Linked DNA regions of Homo sapiens: region 2 is linked to region 1. A link is a loop called in an ENCODE intact Hi-C map of the cell type or tissue named here. Cell type or tissue: ascending aorta. All regions are shown on one strand. Each heading gives the region's core, and the rest is flanking DNA. Links, peaks and the distances in the headings are about the cores only. Region 1 holds the start of SPSB4 (splA/ryanodine receptor domain and SOCS box containing 4). Region 2 overlaps SPSB4 (splA/ryanodine receptor domain and SOCS box containing 4).

Evidence for each region. Hi-C counts contacts between places; a loop is a spot of excess contacts. Peaks named below come from ENCODE experiments on the same cell type or tissue, not always from the same donor. Only the 100,000 strongest peaks of a DNase experiment are listed, where the experiment ranks them.
Region 2: it touches region 1 in a loop (4-fold over the local background); 41 of 110 quality-filtered maps call a loop at or near these places.

What each region holds. Positions count from the first base shown.
Region 1 is chr3:141,048,655-141,054,025 of GRCh38, forward strand. It overlaps SPSB4 (splA/ryanodine receptor domain and SOCS box containing 4), which reads left to right and starts at 2,693. Exons shown (of 3, transcript NM_080862.3): 1 at 2,693-3,338. In ascending aorta, for the core only: CTCF peaks have their summits at 1,293 (motif pointing right), 2,530 and 3,188; DNase peaks (open chromatin) are centred at 2,627 and 4,215; H3K4me3 peaks cover 2,674 bases; H3K27ac peaks cover 1,548 bases.
Region 2 is chr3:141,103,650-141,109,020 of GRCh38, forward strand. All of the region lies in intron 2 of SPSB4 (splA/ryanodine receptor domain and SOCS box containing 4), which reads left to right. Among named protein-coding and RNA genes, the nearest start is that of SPSB4, 55 kb to the left of the region's middle. In ascending aorta, for the core only: CTCF peaks have their summits at 2,319 (motif pointing left) and 2,519 (motif pointing right); a DNase peak (open chromatin) is centred at 2,342; H3K27ac peaks cover 131 bases.

The sequences.
Region 1 (5,371 bases), core at 195-5,194:
CTTGGAATTGAGATTTAAGCCCAGAGCTGTCTGACTATGCCCATGCAATACTGTACATTCTTTAGAGCAATACTGTGGCTAGTTTTTCACGGTTGCATTTTTAGACTCACTCTTGGACAGTTAAGAACATCTTGCATTAGTTACCTACTGCTGAATAACAAATTACTCCAACATTTAGCTGATTAAAACAACAAACATTTATTATCTTACAGTTTCCATGCATCAGAAATCTAAGCACAGGTAGTTGGTTTCGGTGATTCACGATCTCTCATGAGGTTGCAGTCAAGGCATCACACAGGGCTGTATTGTCCTATGAAGGGCTCAGCTCGGCGGGGCAGAGATCTGCTCCCAAGTTCACTCATGTGGTTATCGGTAGGTCTCAGTCACTCACCATATGGGCCTCTCTCCACAGTGCCACTGCAGGATATAGCAGCTGGCTTCTCCAGAGAGGTGATCCCAAAAGAGAGCAAGAGTGTATGCTCAAAACAGAAGCCACAGTCTTCTTATAACCTAATATTGGAAGGAACATCCCATTACCTCTGCTGTATTCTGTTAGTGAGAAGCAAGTCAGTAAGTCTAGCCCACACTTTAAGGGAAAGGGTTTACACAAGGGAGTATATACCAGGAGTCAGGGATCACTGGGGGCCATTTAGAAGCTGCTGATCTCAATCTAAAGAATTTTAGTAGCCAGGCTATCCTGGCTTCTCCCCAAATGGCAAGTTGTTTCCCTTGTTATCCAGAGGCTGGAGGATTTGGGGGTCTACAGGGACACAAGGGGGCCCTGTTTTGGCCCACTCCTTTGTGCCTGGGGCATAATCTCATTGGGAAAGGCCAGTGTGGTGAACCTAACTGGAGCCCCCAAGGGAGGGGGGGAGTTGTTTTCTCAAATTGTGGCCACTGCTCCCTCCCTCCCTTATCCTTGAAGCTACTGTGATGCTTCCCAGCACCGAGTGGAAGCAACGGGCATCCTCCACACACACACCCAGCCTGTCAGCCAGATGGGTAGAGAAACCATCAGCATGAACGTCTGCTTTAAACTTTCCTTTGCTTCTGAGCTTCTTTCCACAAATTTTCTTTTCTTGCTCCCCAACCACATCCATAACCCCCACAGTAGCTCACAGTAGAGGTGCTCCAGGAGCTTGTCAATAGGAGGTAGGAAGGAAAGACACCAAGTGTGAATGTAGGTCAGCACTGCCACTTAGGGCAGTTCAAATCACATTCACTGTCCTCAGCATCTATCCTATGCTGGTGCAGGGCATCCAGAGATGTGTGAGGTACCTATACTTGCCCTCCAGGGGGGGCTCACAGTTTTAGGAGGGGCAGACATGCAAACAGACAGTGATGAAACGTTAGAATAAGTACAATAAATACGTGTCAATACACACTTTTGTCACCTCATCATGGTTATCTTGGTTCATAAAGCATCATCTTATGCTTAGACTATTACAGTAGCTGCCAACCTGGTTTCCTCCATCCATCCATCCAGTTGGCTGCTAAGAGGTCTTTCTGGAATGCAAATCCGACAAGGTCACTACCCTGGTTAAAGGCCTCCCAAAGTGATGGGGAAGGTCAAGCTCTTGATACAGTCTCCACCCAAGACCCTAGACACCGTCCATCCCTCCAGTTCCGTCATACCCCCTCTGCTCATAGCACAGGCTCTGTGCTGTGATAGGTAGCTCTCCAGGTGACCATGTTGTACCCCTGCCTCCAGGAGCTAATTCATGTAGACACATTTACTAGGAAACATTCCCAGTTGCCCTTTCCAGTCTGACAAATTCGCCCCAGAACCTCTCTCAAAACGTTTCCTTCATAGAGTTGGATTGTCTTTACTTGTTTTCCATGTCCTTGATGAAATGCGCACTCTGCATCTAGACTCTGTCTGCATCTAGACTCTGTCTGCATCTAGACTCTGCCTGGTACCTGGCACAGAGAGGGATTGGGTTAGCAAATGACTGCGTAATGGACCTAAAGTCAATTCTGGGAGCACAGACGAGGGCCACCAAACCAAGAACTTTCAATTTCCCCAAGGAAGCGCAGATACCAGAAGCACCCTCGAGGCTTCTGTTTTGGCCACGCCCTTTACCCCATCGCTCAGTTCAGGCTCCCAATGAGGCGGCCCACCATCAGCGCTGGTAGAGCAAAGAGACCGACTTCCTGCGCCTCGGGTGGGCGGGGAACGCTCCTTGAGCAGGTGCGGTATGAAATTGGACTTTAAGAGATGAGTTGGAGCCTGATCTCAAAAATAAAGTGTGGACGTGTGTGTCTGAGGAAGGGGGATAATAAACCACCCTTTTTTCCTCCTGGCTGCTATTTCCCACGTGCGTTGAGTAAAGGCACCAAAGCTGCCTAGTGACTGGGTGTCTCCTCCCCGTCAGGGGCACCCACCCTGGCGCTCCAGGAGCGCTTGAATGAATCCGGGAGGACCCGCGCGCAGGAATGAATGCGAGAGCTAGGGAGTGAGCGGGCGAGTGGGCGGGTGAGTGAATGGCGACCGCGCCGCCGCCTTGGCACAGGGGCGCGGGCGCGGGCTCCACTTCCCTCTCCCGCCAGCTGGTGGCCTCGAGAAGGTGGCGGCGCCGGCAGCGGCCCGAGCTGGGACGGCCGGGGCGCGGGATGGTGGGGGAAGGGGCGTTCCCGGCGACCGCGCCTTCCGCGGCTATTGGATTAGTGGCCTTCAGGGATGAGCTCAGCCAGATCGGCTTTCAGCTGCAGCCTCCGGGCCGGCCGGGAAGGCGGGGAGCGGGCGGCGGCGGCGGAGGAGGGGGAGGCGGCGGCGGCTGCAGCATCCAGAGCTGGCCGTGGCGGCCGGCGCGCCCCGCGCACAAAAGCACCCAGCCCCAGGGGAGGGCGATGAACACACCACATCCCGGGCCCGGGCCCCAGCTGCTGCTACCGCTGCGTGCGCTCAGGGCGCTGGGGAAGACGCCCGGCGCGCCGGGGGCCAGCGGCCGAGGCGCGGCCCGTGCGCCCTGAGCGCGGGACTCGTCGCCCTCCGGGTCAGGCGCCAAGCTTCCAAGCGGCTAGAGCGCGGGCCTTGGAGCGCCCCCAGGATCGCTTCAGTAAGGCGCTTCCCCACTCCAGGCCCGACCCCCGGCGCCTGAGCGCCAACTTCGCCAAGAACGCTCCTAACTCCAGGCCATCCTGCAGCGCAGAGGGGGCGCTGCTGCCGGGCATCAGCCGTGAGGACGCGCCCCTGGCCGTGCGGAGAGAGCCGGCATTTGCGGGTCACTCGGGCGCCCCTGAGTGGGCGGCGGCGGCAGCAGACCCCTCTCCAGGGAGTCCAGGACCTGCCAGCGCTGGGGATTCTTCCCGAACAGGCGCTTGCCCTCTCTTTTATGGTAAGTACTCTCCAGCTCCTGGTGAGGGGCGCGCGGGGGCCGGGAGCCGAGATCCGGCTGCACGGACTTTGTGCGGGCCAGCACTCGACACAGCTGGCGCTCCTGACGTCCCAGTCCCTGAGAATTCCTCTCTGCAGGTTGTGGCAGTTCGAGATGGTTGATTTGCGCGCAGCCCTGGGGCGTTTGGGGCCCGGCCTTTGGTATCATGGGTTCTAAGCCCTTTGCTTCTCTGCGTAGCGGACAACGCACAAAAAACTGCCATCCGATTCACCCGCTTTGGTTTGGATCCAGGATCCGTCACTCACTGGCTGAGTGACCTTGGACAGGGCGCCAAACCTGTTTCCTCATCCGTAGGATGGGAATGATAATTGTGCACATTTTATAGGGGTATTGGAAAGATCTATGGGATGGTGTTCGTAGGTAGACATGTGCTGGGCACACAGGAAACACTCAATCATATGTTAGCTAGTATTATTATTAGCTTTGCGAGCCCAAGCTTGTTATCCAACTTTCCGAAGCTGCAGCAGTTCCGTCGTCCGTGTAATGGGGACAATAATTCCTGGGGGTCTGTTCGTCCGGGGTATTCGGAGAGGTGGAAGTAAAGCACGGGTCACGCAATAGGCACCGGTGGCTGTTGTTACCGTTTATTCCTGACTCTGGGGCAGTGAGGCTGGTCGCCTGGCCCGAGAGCGACTCAGGGACCAGTCCTGGCCTTGCTTGAATACAAACTTGTCTATGCTCGGGAAGGGAGGGGGTTGGGAGCTCAGGAAACCCTAGGCGCAGGGCTCTGGGAAGGAGGGAGGGGGTCAGAGACTTGAGCGCGGCAAATGTGTCCGCCCTGGTCGCTCTGTACGCGCCAGGGGCTCCAAGCCAGAAGGGGACGCCGAGCCCCCGACCTCTGACTGGCGGGAGAACCGGGGGAGTGGCTGCTCCCGCCGGCCCATGGCCAAGCGCAGACGGCTGCCGGCAGGAAGGAGAGGAGGGCACTTTTCTGTACCGCTGTCGCGAGAAGGTGGAGAGTTCTCAGTTCTGGAGTCAGGCTTGGGTTCGAATCTGTCTCCACCACCAGCTCGCGGTGTGACCTTGGGCAAGTTCTCTAACCTCCCCCCGCTTGGTTTCCTCTTCTGCGCCCCACTCTCCTCCTTGGGGGGTTGGGGGATGAAGATAGGAGTTCCTTTCTCTCAGACTCTGAGCCCTCTATCCTCCCACCCCCTTTCTGGCCCCCTGCCCCCCACCCGCGCAATTTGATGAGCTTAAGTCTGGAAGACGTAAAATGTGTAAAAGCATGATATAAACATCCTTTACCCAAGGGCATATTCCTCTGAGACACATACCCTCTAATTTATTCCATTTTTAAAAATGGTAATGAAAAGAATTTAAGCCACCTTTGGCAAATCACAAACAAAATTCAACTTACTGGACCTTCTACCCAAATATCTCTCCAGTTTGTATTTCTCGTTTATTTTAAAGATATATTTAATGATATAAAAATAAAATCTGCAAGGAAAAGAAATCACCAGAAACAGTCAAAAGATATATGACAAACTGTCACATATGACATATACCACTCCTATCACAACAGGCTCATCTCTTTAAATATGTAAGAGATTCCTGAGGTCAACAAACAAAAGATCAAATGGGCAAAGACACGATTCATACATGCGAAATAAAATAGAAATGATACCAAAACATATGACAAGATACCTTACCTCAATACGAAAAATGCAAGTTAAAATTACAAGATTTTTTTTTAATGTATCAAATTAGCAAGTAGTCATAACCATTTATCAGAAGCATCTTTTAAAAATGTAGATCACATTTCTCCCTAGCTCAGGACCTCCTTAAGGCTGCCACAGAGTAAAATCTAGATGATCCCAGGGGTCCTCAGGTCTGGTACTGCCCTTCTCCACCTCTTCCTCACCATTTTCCTCTCCCCCACTACCCACCCTCCTAGCCTTCTTCCTTTTACTCCAACACTCCAAAGGCTCATTCACTTGCTGTTCCCCTGCCTAGAATACTTTTCCTCCTAGTTT
Region 2 (5,371 bases), core at 217-5,216, 55 kb after region 1:
AGAGACAGGCACACCAGCCGCAACCCTCCAACAGCGAACTGCCTACCCACATGAGGGACACAGAACAGCCACAGCAAACAAGAACTCTTAAAGTGCAGCTGTCCGGAGCCATTCAGCAAAGGGGCATGAGGCCCAGCCCTCAGGAGCCAGGCAGAGCAAGGTTGTAGTACCAAAAATGACCTTTTTTTTTTTTTTCCTTCTAATTCTGAATCCTCCAGAATGGATTCAGTTATGTTTAGGGTGATTAGTTCAAGATCAGGGAATAATGAGTCTTAGAAAAATTCCCACCCAAAGAGATCATGCTCAAAGTAGGTTCGTCACTTAAAAGGACCATTGATCCGACAAATTCACTCATGTTGAGAAAGCTTTCCCCAACAGTTTCCAATAAATGAGGTGTCAGTGAAATGATCTCAGCAGTGAAATAAATAATACCAGCATTAAACTATAAAGCAGCCCCTAGAAGGGTGTGATTATCTAGTGAGGGGTACAGACAAGGAGTGCCTGCAGGTCCCTGCGGGTGCAGAATGACAGAGGGACTGGGCCGAGAGGAGGACCTTGTGCAGCATTGAAATGGGGCAGGAATGGGCTGGAGGGAGAGGGCAGGGGAAAAGCACTCCAGGCAGTGGGAGTGGCAGGAGCAAAGGCAAGGGGCTGGAATGTGCTTCATTTCTTGGGGAAGGGGAAGAAAGTACATGAGACTGGCAAGAGGGAAGTTTGTGGGTAGATTCCTTGAGGAGAGCCTGCTGGGGCCAGACTGTGACCTGGACACGCTGCAGACACCTCCCAGGTGGCTGCCACTGACCAGCCACAGAAGCTTCTTTGAGGGCCTCCCAGACACACCCCCAAGGATCTCCTCTGCATGGCAGATGGCTGGGGTTGTTTTTGGCAGCTTAGATTCTGGAAGTCTGTGGGAGGAGATGGCCAGGCGGGAATGAAAGGCTGCCAGACCTCGTGACCTGCACACAGGTGGCCGGTGTCAGGCAGGCAGTGGTGTCTGCAGACTTTGCTGCCCAGACCTGGGCAGGGCCTGCCAGGGCGTCCTGGGAGCCAGCACAGGCTGCGCGGCCGGCCCATCACAAGTGAGCCTTTGTGGCCCCGGTTTACGAAACCAGCCAAATATTTTCCTTGTCACTTTATGAGGTGCTAGGTCTACCCATTCAAGCTGGGAAAAATAAAGCGTCACAGAATTTGCGCCGTTAGAGTTGAGGAGGTTTGAAGTGAACCAATGCTCCTTTTAAAAGAATTCTGTGCCCCTGGGAAGGCCTGTCAGCCTGAGGGGTAGGAGTACACCCAAGATCCCACCTCTGGAAGGGATGGGTACCATCCAAGCCGCCTGCAGGTTTTACAGACGTAGAGAATGAGGCCCTGAGTCTGGAAAGTCTTCAGCCCACAAGGCGGATGGAGTCAGATGAATGAGGAGACTGAGTTCCTTAAATATCTTTAGCACCATACATTCAGGAACCATTTTAGCCTCTTTTTCACAGGTGAGGCCAGAAAGGCTCACAGAAAAGGGTGGATGGGAATTCTCCTTCAGAACTTCACTGCAAGGCAGAAAGGATTCCAGAAGGGCTTTGAGGCTGAGGTGCGTGGTGAAACGGGATGTTACACACTGAAGTTGAAAAGCATCCGCCTTGTGCAGTAAGCCAGTGGGCAGTCACCATTGCGCTGATTCCTGGCCTCCCACTGAGTTCCCACATCCCCTACAAAGCCCCATTTCTTACTGCCCATGGCCTATAATTTCATTGGTAGATCTGCTTCCCTTTTGCCTCTAGTAATAAGTTTCATTTATTGGGTACTTGCTATATTATGCCAAGCATTCCACTAGGTACCTCATTCATTCATTTAACTGAGATTTATCAAACACCTACTATATGCTGCCCCCCGAGGATGCAGCAGCCCTGTCTGGCGTAGTATTGAATCCATTGTTACAGATGGATCATTTGAGCTCAAAGAGAAGTGACTTGCCGAAGACATACAGCTAATACACGGCAGAGTTGAATTTCAAAGCCAGGCGGGTCTGACTTCAAGGTATGGCTTCTCTCCACTCCCTCATTGACAGGGTTAGGAAGAGGCAAGTAATTAATAAAGAAGACACAATGTAAGTAATCATAATTCTTTTCTTTGCCTTCAAAGTTATAATAAAATAGATTAAAGTTTTAAATGCTTACTACGTTTTTTAAAAAAATTTCTTTTCCATCTCCCTTTCCTGGTAAACTGCTTATTATCTTTTAGATGAAATAAAGATACACTTTCATAAAAGAGAATCCGTGATGGCCACTTAAAATTCCACACTACATGTGGTAACTACATCGCCACCTGGTGGTACAGATTTTGCATAACGGGATGTAAATCAAGAGCAAAGACAACAGCTATGGGCCATTGGAAGGGACTACAATTTGGAAGTGAGAATTCAGAGGTTCTAGTCTGTGCTCTGCCCTAGACTGGCCGTGGTGGCACTGAGTCAGCCACTCCAGCCCTCTAGGTGGCAGATCCTTTTTTTGCAGCTCCTGTGTGGGCTGGTGTCCCTGGAGACTCCGTTTTAACTTGGACATTCCCTCTTTATTGTCCTCCTATGTTGCACTGAACTCAAAGAAAAATGCTCAGGTGGGTTTTGAGGTACCAGTTGGGGAGATAGTGTGGGGCAAGGCTTTCTGGAGCCCTCGGGCCACTCCATGAAGGCAGCACCTCCTCCTCTAAGTGTGCACCTTGGCCTGGCCTCAGGTATCCCATTATGGCTTTTCACCCTCCCTGGGATCTGCTCTGACTGCAGTCCTCTTAAGGGCAGTTCTCACCCCATGCCTTTCTCACCAGACCAGAGACCCTCTACCACACCCTAGGGTATCCATCAGGAATTACCTCCGATCAGAGTTCAAGAAACCAAGTTCAGGGTCTAGGATGGGCTTAGCACAGCAGAAGTAGTTTGTTAGTTGTATTCTTTTATAAGGAACAGAAGACCTGACCCCAAACTGCCTTAAGTTAATAAAAGGAATATATGTGCTTTTGTCACTGAGTAATTGTAGTTGCTTTAGCCTCACCTGTAATCCCAGGTTCAAACACCATTGGCAGGGTCTGACGTCTCTCTCTCCATTTCTCAGCTCTTCTTCCTTCGTGTCTAGTGGCACCTTAGGGGTGTCTTATGGGGCTTTAGGCCCCACACCCTCAACCTACCTGAAATAACAGGATCTAAGCAGACAGTGTTTCCTAGATCTCCCATCTCACAGACCACCACTCCTGAGCCCCTCCTACATACACATTCTAGAGGCCTCTGTATGGGGTCATCTTTCTCAGGTCCCCAAATGACTTCAAGGAGGCCCTGGGTCCACCTGTTGCTCCTTCTTATTGCAGGCCATGCCCAGCACAAGTCCTGGAATCCACTCTCATGGGCCCCACTGGGATCTCAGGCTCACCCCTGAACCAGTCAGTCACAGTGGCCACTGGACTGGAATGTGCTGATTGGCTCAGCCTGGTCAGAGGCTCCACGCCTGGGGTTGGGATGGGGCAAAGCCTCAGGAAAAACACACTCCCCAAGGGATCTGAAATGTTTTACCTAAAGGGCAGGTGACGGATGCTGGAGGCAAAACCATCAGAAATCCATTAGTAATTAACATAAAAGTTAGTAGAATGGAAGTTCATACATTATTTATCTTTTGAGTAAATCAGAGTGATAAGACTATCTTAATGGTAATGTCGCTTCATTCACTGGAAAGGTGTGTTCATAGGAATGCAAAAGGCTTAGGAAAAAAATAAATAAGACGAGAAGAGTCTGTTCAGCGACAGAGAAAACAGAGTTGGGCCTGGCCTCTGTCCTGTCCCCACTATGTGTCCATCCAGGGCAAGGACAGTATTGGTGAAGACATGTTTCAACAATGCCTTCAACTCAGCCCTGAAGAAGAAAGGTAGTCCCTTAGGTTTCTGAGTTTCCTTCTGGGAGTCTGTCTTGCATGTGAATATCATCCTGTAACTATTGGGACAGCCTTACATCCCCTCTGCTAGTCTCTAAAATTGACTTGAAGATTTTTATTTGTGCCCAGGCACAGTGGCTCAGGCCTGTAATCCCAGCACTTTGGGAGGCCAAGACAGGTGGATCACCTGAGGTTAGGAGTTCAAGACCAGCCTGGGCAACATGGTGAACTTTTCTCTACTAAAAGTACAAAAATTAGCCAGGCATGGTGGCTCAAGCCTGTAATCCCAGCTACTTGGGAGGCTGAGGCACGAACATCACTTGAACGCAGGAGGTGGAGGTTGCAGTGAACCGAGATCACACCACTGCACTCCAGCCTGGGCAACAGAGCGAGACTCTGTCTTAAAAAAAAAAATAAAATAAAAGATTTTTATTTGTCTGCGGTGGCCTCTTTCGCTGTTCTGTCCTGCTTGGGCTAATGTTTAAAATTCCAGATAGAGTGTCCAAGTGGGCAGGGCCTTAGGGACTCTGGTGCAAGCCCCTTCTGCTGTGAATGGGGGCCAGCGAGGGTCAGAGTCTTACTGAATTCACAGAGCTAGTTAAATCACCGAGCTCAGGAGCCTCTGCCTGGCAACCCCTTCTCGTGGGAGTCTCGTTACCACAGGGTTCCCAAGCAGGCAGACAGAGAGGCAGCCAAGGTGAAGGCCCCGATGACACCTTTGCTATGAATAACCCACAAAATCAATTACTGCAGTGGGCAGAGCAGCAGCCAGGCCCTTCACTGTGTGCTGCTGGGCGCATGTACTGAGATCACTTCTTGCTGCAGGGCTTCCCTTCCTAATTGTATTTTGCTCAAACTAATGTTAAAAATTAACTTTCCCAGCATTCAGATGAGGCCAAAGCAGGAGGTGGAATAAGAGAAAAGACTTAATTTTTAGTGGATAGACCACCAGGGAGCCACCTGGGATAGATGTTCTGTGTGTGTTTGATCTCTCAGAGATGGAGAACATTTACTGAGCAGCATTCTGTGCTAGGTCCTGGGGTACTCCCTAGGATCAGACCGAGGCCATGCCTCAAAGAGCCCCTAGTTTATCGGGTAGCCACACAAGTAACAATAGTGATAGTTCAGTGAGATGAGCATTAATAAAGGGCTCTGGGTAGTGCAGGAGGCGTGGAGGAGAGAGAGAATATCAGGTGTTTGGGTCAGCTGTGGCATCGAGGAAGTGCAGACAGAGGAGGAATATTTGAGTTGAGATTTAAAGACTCAAGTATCCCTTTCCCTAGATGGAGAAGACCGAAAGCAGCATTTCAGGGGAGGGCACAGCATGTGTGAAGGCACAGCGGCTTTAAATTGCACAGCAGCACTCAGGAGGTTGTGAGAAGTCCAAGGTGCATACGAGGAAGAGAGCAGTCAGCAAAGAGACCAGATCATGGAGGGTGACCCCACCGCTCTAACTGGTATTTATTCAT